2 separate regions of the Homo sapiens genome follow, and region 2 is linked to region 1. A link is a contact called in ENCODE Hi-C or POLR2A ChIA-PET data. All regions are on one chromosome and are shown on one strand. Each heading gives the region's core, a stretch centred on a gene start or an enhancer-like site at or near the end of the contact. The rest is flanking DNA. Distances are from core to core; before and after follow the strand shown. Region 1 overlaps TOX2 (TOX high mobility group box family member 2). Region 2 holds the start of IFT52 (intraflagellar transport 52).

The links. A loop is a pair of places that touch in the nucleus more often than their neighbours do. ChIA-PET counts read pairs that join two places held with the same protein, here RNA polymerase II (POLR2A). Pooled maps may share reads with other maps.
Region 2: a loop to region 1 is called in a pooled map, with 5 times the contacts of the local background. The contact joins the promoter of IFT52 here to the enhancer-like site in region 1. A Hi-C loop is called at or near these places in 1 of 168 maps with a recorded cell type or tissue (naive thymus-derived CD4-positive, alpha-beta T cell) and 7 of 50 pooled maps. POLR2A ChIA-PET finds 5 or more read pairs at or near these places in 3 of 52 experiments (HCT116, T-cell and activated CD4-positive, alpha-beta T cell).

Annotation. Positions count from the first base shown.
Region 1 is chr20:43,940,498-43,944,995 of GRCh38, reverse strand. All of the region lies in intron 1 of TOX2 (TOX high mobility group box family member 2), which reads right to left. Among named protein-coding and RNA genes, the nearest start is that of TOX2, 28 kb to the right of the region's middle. RefSeq lists enhancers at 1,821-2,150, 1,872-2,372. Within about 2 kb of position 2,125, at least 10 of the 41 ENCODE cell types and tissues checked have a DNase peak (open chromatin) inside an H3K27ac peak, as active enhancers do; they include HCT116, where a contact is called at or near this core.
Region 2 is chr20:43,588,949-43,594,125 of GRCh38, reverse strand. It overlaps IFT52 (intraflagellar transport 52), which reads right to left and starts at 3,189. Exons shown (of 14, transcript NM_016004.5): 1 at 3,072-3,189. RefSeq lists an enhancer at 2,998-3,067.

The sequences.
Region 1 (4,498 bases), core at 876-3,375:
ACTAAGGATTAACCAGCAGTCTCTCATTAGCTTTCGCACAAATGCAGTTAAACTAGGGCTCCATGAAGAAGGCAGACTTTGAAATAAGACAGAGCTGGGTTCGAATCCTAGCTCTGCCTGCTGGAATGGCTAACTTCCCTGAGCCTCAGTTTCTTCACCTGTAAAATGGGGATAATAGTACCTATTAAGTGTCATGTACTATGCCAGGTGCTATTAAACTAATTTTAATTTTTTGGACATTTCAGTAGCAGCAAAGGCTGCTGAGGAAGCACCACAGAGCTGAGAGGATCCAGACTAAGCAGGAAGCGCTCTGGGGAATCATCCTATTCCTGAACACTTGTAACAATACTAAAGTAAGTGACAGAGAGAACGGCCTGGGAATAGCAAATGTCATGTGATAAAGGGGGCTGGTGCCCAGCGTGTCTGCAGGAGGAGGGAGAGGCTGGAAGGGGGATTACAAAAGGCTCCAGAAAGGAAAAAAGTCTTGCTTCCCTGCCTCTGTACCTTTTTCATGCTGTTCCCTCTGCCTGGAATGCTCTTCCCCTGACCTTCACACAACTGACTGCTTCTCATCCTTCCAGCTCTGCTCAAAGATCTCCTTCTTCCCCAAAGAGAGCTCCTCTAATCTCACCTGCACCTGAGTTACTTTGTCCATAGCACACTCCTGCAGCCAATCGTTTCTGTTCATGTGTTTGATGGCTTTTGTTTCTGTGTTTATTGTTCTTCTCTAGGCTCTGAGCTTCTTGATGGTCAGGATCGTCTGTCTTGCTCATCTCTGGGTCCTGGCTCCCAGCATGGGGCCTGACACACAGTGCGTGCTCACCAGATAGAAAGTGCACACAACCCATAGATCCAAGGCACATGACACTCGTCTCAAGGCAAAAGAGAGGTGCATTTTGCACCGCGATACAAAGATGGATGAAAATTTCAGACATACCAAAGATTTAGAAACACACACACACACACAAAGCTGTAAGCATGCAAGAGGAAATTGTCCATGAATATTTATATAAGCTTAGGATGATAAAGAACTTTCTAGGCTCAAATTCGTGTGGACAAGGATATTTATTGCATCATTATTTATAAGAAGATGAAAATGACAATAAAGTCCATCGATAGAGGATTGGATAAATCATGGCTCTCCATAGAATGGAATACTATGCGGCCTTGAAAATGATGGGCATTTGTTGATGTTGCAAGAAGCCATGTTGCTTGTTGAATGTTAAACTTGTTCATCAGAAACAAGAGATAAGTGAAAGGTATAATTGATTGTCAGAGAGAAAACACAAAGGTAAAAATCTTTCAAGTCTCATTTATTTATTCATTCACTGAAAAAACTTTTTTTTTGTTGTTCCCTCTGCCTCCTCCCTACTTCACATAGGTCATAATTCCAGAAGCTGGAGCAATGTGTGATCAGGACACTGCCCCTGTCCTCACAGGAAGCCCAGCTTACACACAGAGGTGAGTATAAGGAAGACAGTACTCACCGGTAAGGGTCTCAGGGTGGTCACCTGGGCGAGGGCCTCATGAAAAAGGTGTCAGTCAAGCCGAGATTTGGAGAAGGGGCAGAGTTTGAGTACACAGATAAGGAATGAGGCATTTTAAAAGGCAGAAGCTGGGTGATACCAGACAAGCACAGAAAGCCCCTGCATTCTTCATCAAACTCTTACTGAACCCCACCATCTGTAGGAGAGGGAGTTTATAGGAGCTAGGCCAAGGCCCAGATTCTGGACTGAATTCTGCCAAATGTACTGGGAGGAGGCATTTGGGGTTGTGATCGTACCATCCACAGGTGTACAGGTGAGAAAGCATCCTCCCAACCCTGACTCGTGCACCCCGAGAGCACCAGCTCCACAGAGAAGGCAGGGCTGCGGCAGGTGCACCTGCCTGGCAGGTTGGATGACTGAGGCTTAGCAAGGCAAATCCAAGGCTGTGAGACCGGATTCCAGGTGCAGTGCTCTTGCCGTTGCAATAAATATTCAGGTGGAGGTATTTAATGTGGGTTGGAGGGGGTCCCATCGCTGTGGCCCCTCTGCTCAGCTCCTTCTGGTGTGGAGACAAGAAGGGCCTCTGCACCATGAAGAAACTCAGCATTTTTTTAGTTCTTTTTTAATTTTTCAGATTCTGAGGCAACGTGATGGTTACGGTTCAAAACAAAGAGAGATGACTCAGCTTCCTGTGGAGAAGCTGCAGCCTTTTGCAAATGATCTTTCAGTTTTAATGCTTCTCTCTTCTTATCCATGGAGGCAGCTTGTCCAAGCTGCTTGTTTTCTTTTTTCTTTTCTTTTTTCTCTTATTTATTTATTTATTGAGACAGGGTCTCCCTCTATTGCCCAGGCTGCAGTGCAGTGGCATGAGCATAACTTACTGCAGCCTTGAATTCCTGGGCTCGAGAGATCCTCCTGCTTCAGCCTCCCAAGTAGCTGGGACTACAGGCATGTGCCACCACACCCTGCTAATTTTTGTGTTTTTTCTTTTTTTGTAAAAATAGGGTCTCACTATGTTGCCTAGGCTGGTCTCTAACTCCTGTCCTAAAGCAATCCTCCCGTCTTGGCCTCCCAAAGTGCTGGGATGACAGGCATGAGCTATGATGTTACTTGTTTCCTTGTTGTTCAGCTGTTCCCAGGGTGAGGGGCAGGGACAATGGCCAGGCTCTGTGGCCAGAATGCCTGGGTTTGAATCCTGGCTGTACCCTTAGATCTTGGCCAAACTTAGATCCTCTCTGAGCCTCTGTTTACTAATGTTAAGATGGGAATAATAGTTCCCTCCTGGTGGGGTTTTTGTCAAAGCAGCTGTCATCGATGGAAAGTGCCTGGTCTGGTCCATAAATATCACTGTTAATAGCCAACAGCCACCATGCTGAGGTTCTACTGTGCTTTGATGATCTCATTTAATCCTCACACTTGCACAAAACAAGTTCCCCTTTTACAGATGAGGAAGTTGAGGCTCACAGCAAGGAGTCAACTTCCATCTTCTTATTGATGAGGGTCAGTGCACACAGCCCAGGCAAACTCACAATTGAATCATTATAAGCTTTGTCCTTTGATTTTCACTACAGTAGCAACCAAGCCCATATCAGCCCCTTGCTGTCTTTATTCACAAAACGGGGACAAATCTTCTGAGATTGCTGAGATGTTCCAGCCAAGGTTTACCAAAAACAATTCTGTGAAGGACTCAGGAACCTCCCATCCTATCACATCATTGCTTCCTCCAGGGCAAGGAGGAACCCACAGAGAGCTGAGCTCTTCCTGTGCAACATCCCAAGGAGAGACCAGAAGCGAGTCAGGAAACCTCCTTAAGTCAATAGAAAACACCAAAGCTGAGAGGGTGTGAGCTTACGCAAATAAAAAGAACAGGGCTTTAGGCCAGGTACAGTGGCTCGCGCCTGTAATCCCAACACTTTGGGAGGCCGAAGTGGGTGGATCACATGACGTCAGGAGTTCGAGACCAGCCTGGCTAACATGGTGATACTCCATCTCTACTAAAAATACGAAAATTAGCCAGGTGTGGTGGCACATGCCTGTCATCCCAGCTACTCAGGAGGCTGAGGCAGGAGCATCACTCGATCCTGGGAGGCGGAGGTTGCAGTGAGCCGAGATCGCGCCATTGTACTCCAGCCTGGGCAACAAGAGCGAAATTCTGTCTCAAAAAATACTCAAAAAAAAAAAAAAAGGCTTTAAAACCACCTATTATCCAAATGGCCACCCTGCACCATGATATTAACCCTGGGACTCTCGAACCTTTGTCCTAGAACCAACTTTTTTTCTTAAATGCAGTGCAGGTGAACATAAGGTAACCCACAACAGCCCAAACCCAAGCTTCCACGCCCCCTTCCCTCACATCACCCTGAAGCATATGCTGACAGAGCAACCTTAATAGTAACTGACTAATTTTAAACCCTGTGATTACCAGGGTTGATTTCCATGGAACCTTCCTTTCACAGTACTGAGAACCTCTCATGAGCAGTAATTGCCAAGTTCAATTTTAGCTCTGTCATGCCCAACCATCAGTGCTAACTAAGGCAGCTGCTTCATCGCCAGGTAAGCTGGTAATGAAGTCGGCTTCACAGCTTAATTTCACAATATTGTGATGCCCCCGTCAGCACCTGTTAAGTGCTGCGAAGCTGCAAGCTTCTATTAAACAAATCTCACGCAAGGGAAGTGACTAAAGCCGCTTTGCGCTTCTAAGGTGCCCTGGTCTACATCCTCATGCCCACTGGGATTTTGTGTTTGCTTAATCCCATGTGCCTCGTCTCTGCAAAGCACTGACCACTAAAGTGCCACACCACACCCCTAGGGTGCCCTGATAGCTGCCTCATCCTCTGCAGTCACCTCTTCTCCCTCCATCCCTGCGACTCTGGCTCAGCCTCTCACCCTTCTGGCCTGGATCCCCATAGCAGCCCCTTAGCTCACCCTCCCCCATTTATTTTCCAGGCCAATTAGTAGAGTTTTCCTGGGGGAAAAAAAAAAAGTTGCCAGGTGCGATTGCTCACACCTGT
Region 2 (5,177 bases), core at 1,940-4,439, 350 kb after region 1:
ATGTTGGTCAGGCTGGTCTCAAACTCCTGACCTCATGATCCACCTGCCTTGGCCTCCCAAAGTGCTGGGATTACAGGTGTGAGCCACTGCACCCAGCTCGAGATTCTTTTTATACATATATTAACTTACAGTTTTATTTTATGAAATAGGATCTTACCATATGCATTATTCTGAAACACCTGTTTCACCTAACCTTGTATATTTGACATCTTTCTTTGTCAGTACACATGGATCTACCATATTCTTTTAAACAGCTACACAGGGCTGGGTGCAGTGGCTCACGCCTGTAACTCCAGCACTTTGAGAGGCTGAGGTGGGAGGATCGCTTGAGCTCAGCAGTTCCAGACCAGCCTGGATAACATGATAAAACCACATCTCTACAAAAAAAATTAGCAGGGCATGGTGGCACATATCTGTAGTCCCAGCTATTCGGGAGGCTGAGGTGAAAGGATTGCTTGAGCCCAAGAGGTTAAGGCTGCAGTGAGCCACAATCACGCCACTCTGCACTCCAGCCTGGAGAACACAGCAAGACCCTGTCTTTAAACAACAACAACAACAAAAACAGCTACACAGTATTCATTTTATGGATCTACCATAATTTATTTAACCAGTCATCTACTGGCTGACATCTTTTATCAAATATTTTCTAAAACAATACTAAAAACATCAATGTTAAACAACATGTTTTTCTGCAATTTGCATATTTGTAGAGATTCTTATCTATTGAATGGCTGAGTAAATCATTTCCAAATTGCCCTCCAAAAAGTTATACTCATTTATATTTCCACTAACACCCTTCTGTTTCCACACAATCCTATTTCCAGTCTTTGTCATGTTTGCCAATAAAGGGCCAAAAAACCCCCCTCATTACTGTTTTAATTTCCACTTTGAAGTTAGTGAGATAGTTGTCTCTTGCTATAGATTTTTGCCACTTGTATTTCTTCTGATTTTCTTGTCCAGGTACTCTTGATCATTTTTCTCTTTAAATTTTTCTTTTTAAAAACTTCTTCTTATTATTATTATTTGAGATAAAAGTCCCACTCTGTGACCCAGGCTGGGAGTGCAGTGCTGCAATCACAACTCACTGTAGCCTTGACCTCCCAGGCTCAAGCAATCATCCCACTTCAACCTCATGGGTAGCTGGGACTACAGGCGCGCACCAGTGTCCAGCTAATTTTTAAATTTTTTGTAGAAGCAAGGTCTCGCTATGTTGCCCTTGAACTCCTGACCTCAAGTGATCCTCCTACCTCAACCTCCCAAAGTGCTGGTTTACTGGCATGAGCCACTGCACCCAGTCGGGTTTCATAATTTTCTAATTGATCATTAAACAAACATTTTCATAAGTTTATTTGGCTTCTGGTAGTTTTTTTGGTTTGGTTGAATTTTGCAGGCCATATAGATTTTAAATTTTATAGAGTTAAAAGTATGAATCTTTTCCTTCCTGGCTTCTGGATGACATGAAACACTTAGAAGAGTTTTTTGTCATTCTAAGATTATAAATAAATTCAACAATGCTTTACTTCAGTACTTCATGATGTAATTTTTTTTTTTTTTTGAGAGAGTCTGCTCTGTGGCCTAAGCTGGAGTGCAGTGGCACGATCTCGGCTCACCACAACCTCTGCCTCCCAGATTCAAGAGATTCTCGTGCCTCAGCCTCCCAAGCGGCTGGGACTACAGGCGCCCAAACACACCCGGCTAATTCGTGATGTAATTTTTTAACATTTAAATTTTAGTCCATTTGGAAATTATTGTGGTGCTCAAAATGGGCTTCATTCCTTTTTTTTTTCCTTCTTTTTCAAAGCATAGTCTTGCTCTGTCACCCAGGCTGGAGTGCAGTGGTGCAATCTCGGCTCGCTGCAACCTCCGCCTCCCAAGTTCAAGCAATTCTCCTGCCTCAGCCTCCCCAGTAGCTGGGATTACAGGCGCGCGCCATAGTAGAGACGGTGTTTCACCAGGTTGGCCAGGCTGGTCTGGAACTCCTGACCTCAAGTGATCCACCCGCTTTGGCCTCCCAAAGTGCTGGGATTACAGGTGTGAGCCACCTCGCTCGACTGGTTTAATTATTTTCTAAATTGCTAAAAAAGCTGCCTGACCCCAATTCATCTCTTCAATGCTGATTTGAAATACAGTACCACCTCGCCTATATAATAAATCCCTATATATAAATCGCTCTTATTCTGAGTTCTAATATATTTTATCTACCTGTAAGCTCCTGCTGAGTCCCAAACTTTTTAAATTAATTTATTTATTTTCAGAGACAGGGTTTCCTTTTGATACCCATGCTGGTCTCTGACTCCTGGGCTCAAGGGATCCTGCCGCCTCAGCCTACCAAGTAGCCAGGACTACGGGCCCACACTGCTGCACCCATCTTCTATGCTAGTTTAATTGCTATACCTTTATGTTATAATATCTGGTGGTTCTGGAGAGCTAATCTCCCTTATTAGCATTAATTTTAGAATTTTCCTGGCTACTTTCACATATTTATCCTTCTTTAAGCACTTTAACATCATTTTGTCCAGTTGAAAAACTGCCCCCTCCATGGTCCCACCACCGTGATACATCTATCTTTTTTTGTTCTGTTAGTTCAGCCCCTGGTGAGAGTAGCAGGTCTGCGTTCCTGTACTGTCAGACTTAGCCAGAAATGCATTTCCTTAATAATAGTATAAGGCCTTTAAAACTATAAAAATAACAAATATTTGGGTAACGCTGCCAAACCATTCTCTCGCTTTCTCTTCAATAACATTACCAGTCAAATCAGTATTTTCCCACATGAATACCGAGGGGTCGCAGCCACGACAGAAGAGAGATTAAGACTGTACGATTCCTCGTCCCATGCTCTTTCATAGTCAGCGGAACGACTAAACACCTGCACCACCCGAGGCCGTGGAGATGGGCGCCCAGCCGGGGCGCCAGGAACCCGGGCTACGTCCGCGCCCACAGTTTACTTCACCCCGGGGGACCCTGGATGTTCTATGACCGGCCCAGCGGCCTCGAAGAGTGCGGCGAGTCCCTCGCCAGCTCCCAGGCCGCACCAACGCCCCAGCCGGCCCACCACTGTTGGCGCCCTTTACCTGAGGCCCAGCGACCACCGCTCACCTGACGCCGCCCAGCATCCCGCGGCCAGGTATCCAAGGCCGCTTAGTAACCGGAGAGGCGCGTCGGTGCGCCGGGAGGCGTGGCCCAGGACGCAGCGCTAGCTCCGGCCGACGTGATGACGACAGCACGGAAGGCGCCTCTCCGTCGCAGGCGTCAGGGGTAGGCAGCCTGACTGATGTGGGGCTGTACCATTTGGTGCATGAGGGGCAAATCCAAACATAAGGAGAATTAACTTTTCACCAAAAATAAACCCATTTAATTTTGTTCTTTAGTATCAATTACGAGTAAAGACTAATAACAACGGTAGGACCCAAGTGCCCAAACTTCGCTCCACCCACAGGGAGGAGAATAGTGAAGGCTTCCAGCGCGGGGGGGTTGGAGAACGCCCCAGCTTCGATTCCCAAAGCGCAGGAGCAGAGTGGAGCCAGGCGAGGGCGGGGCCGGGCGGAAGGCTGTGCTGGACTATTAGGAACTACTTAACGGAAAAGGGTGCGCAGGTTTAGTGTTGAGAATGATAAACCGTATAATTCTGTTTTATTAACTCCGCATCTTTGCTTGCCATGGTACTAGGCTTGAGCGCCGGCGAGCATGGCGGGGAGTTAGAACTTGAATAGATTCTACAAAAATGTGAAAACTATGAACTGTATTAGGGAGTCTAACGACTAAGCTGGTCAAAAAGGCGCCCCTGTTGAGCAGAGATTTGAAGAGAGAGTGGTATTCATTAAGGCAAAGGCTGGGGAAGGGCGTTCCCGGCAGAAAGAACTGCTTGTGCAAAAGCACCACCAATACAGGTTGCCCTGCCATCGCCATTAAGATGGGAAACCAGAAGCCTGCAACTACCAACAGGCCACCCGACTACCCAGGAAAGCGCTCTGTGCCTGCCTTTAGAGGTGTGTGGATTTGTGAACAACGCTGCAGCAGCCTGGAAGACCCAAACTGAAGATTGCAGAGAGCTCTGACAGTTTTTATTTACATTTATGTTTGTCTTCGAATCTAGGATATTAAAACACATACAACTCGTGTTGCTTTCCACAATTTCTGTCACTGGAAATTTTAAAAGTGGAGACGGGCCGGGCGCAGCGGCTCTCTCCTGTAATCCCAGCACTTTGGGAGGCCGAGGCAGGTGGATCTCTTTAGCCCAGGAGTTTGAGGCCAGCCTAGGCAACATGGCGAAACCCGGTATCTACTAAAAATAGGAAAAATTACCTGGGCGTGGTGGCGCGCGCCTGTAGTCCCAGCTGCTTGGGAGACTGAGGTGGGAGGATTGATTGATTGATCCTAGGAGGTTGAGGCTGCAGTGAGCCGTCATGGTGCCGCCGCACTCTAGCCTAGGCAACACAGTGAGACCTTGTCTCAAAAAGAAAGTGGAGAACAGGGTGATTTGAGAATTCTCTTTGGTCAGATGAAGTGGCTTCTGCCTGTAATCCCAGCATTTTGGGAGGCCAAGGTGGGAGGACTGCTTGAGGCCAGGAGTCTGGGACCTGGGTAACAGTAACACCTTTTCTCTCCAATAATAATAGTAATAATAAATAAAAAAAGAAAATTAGCCAGGCATGGTGGCACACACCTGTAGTCTTAGCTACTTGGGAGGCTGAGGTGGGAAGATCGCTGGAACCCAGGAGTTCGGGCTGCAGTGAGCCATGATCGCTCCACTGCACCCCAGCCTGGGCAACAGAGTGAGACTCTGTCTCTTAAAAAAAAAAAGTTCTCTTCTTGGGGATGCTGTATTTTGGTGCAGAATTGGGTGAATACAGTTTGCAGTTAGGGTAATAATGGAAATGAAGTATTCTCACTGAAGAGAGAGTAGGCCGTCCCATTTGAAGGCTGGGACAAATCTTGGGATCTTTCTGCCTGATATGCAGTCAGTGTTTGCTACAGCACCTGCCCAGAGCATTTCTCCCACTGTTAGAGATTGCAGAAAGAGTAAGAGTTTTGGCCGGGTGCAGTGGCCCACGCCTGTAATCCCAGCACTTTGGGAGGCCAAGGCAGGTGGATCACTTGAGGTCAAGAGCTCGAGACCAGCCTGACCAACATGGTGAAACCCCGTCTCTATAAAAAATAAAATAAAAATAAAAATACAA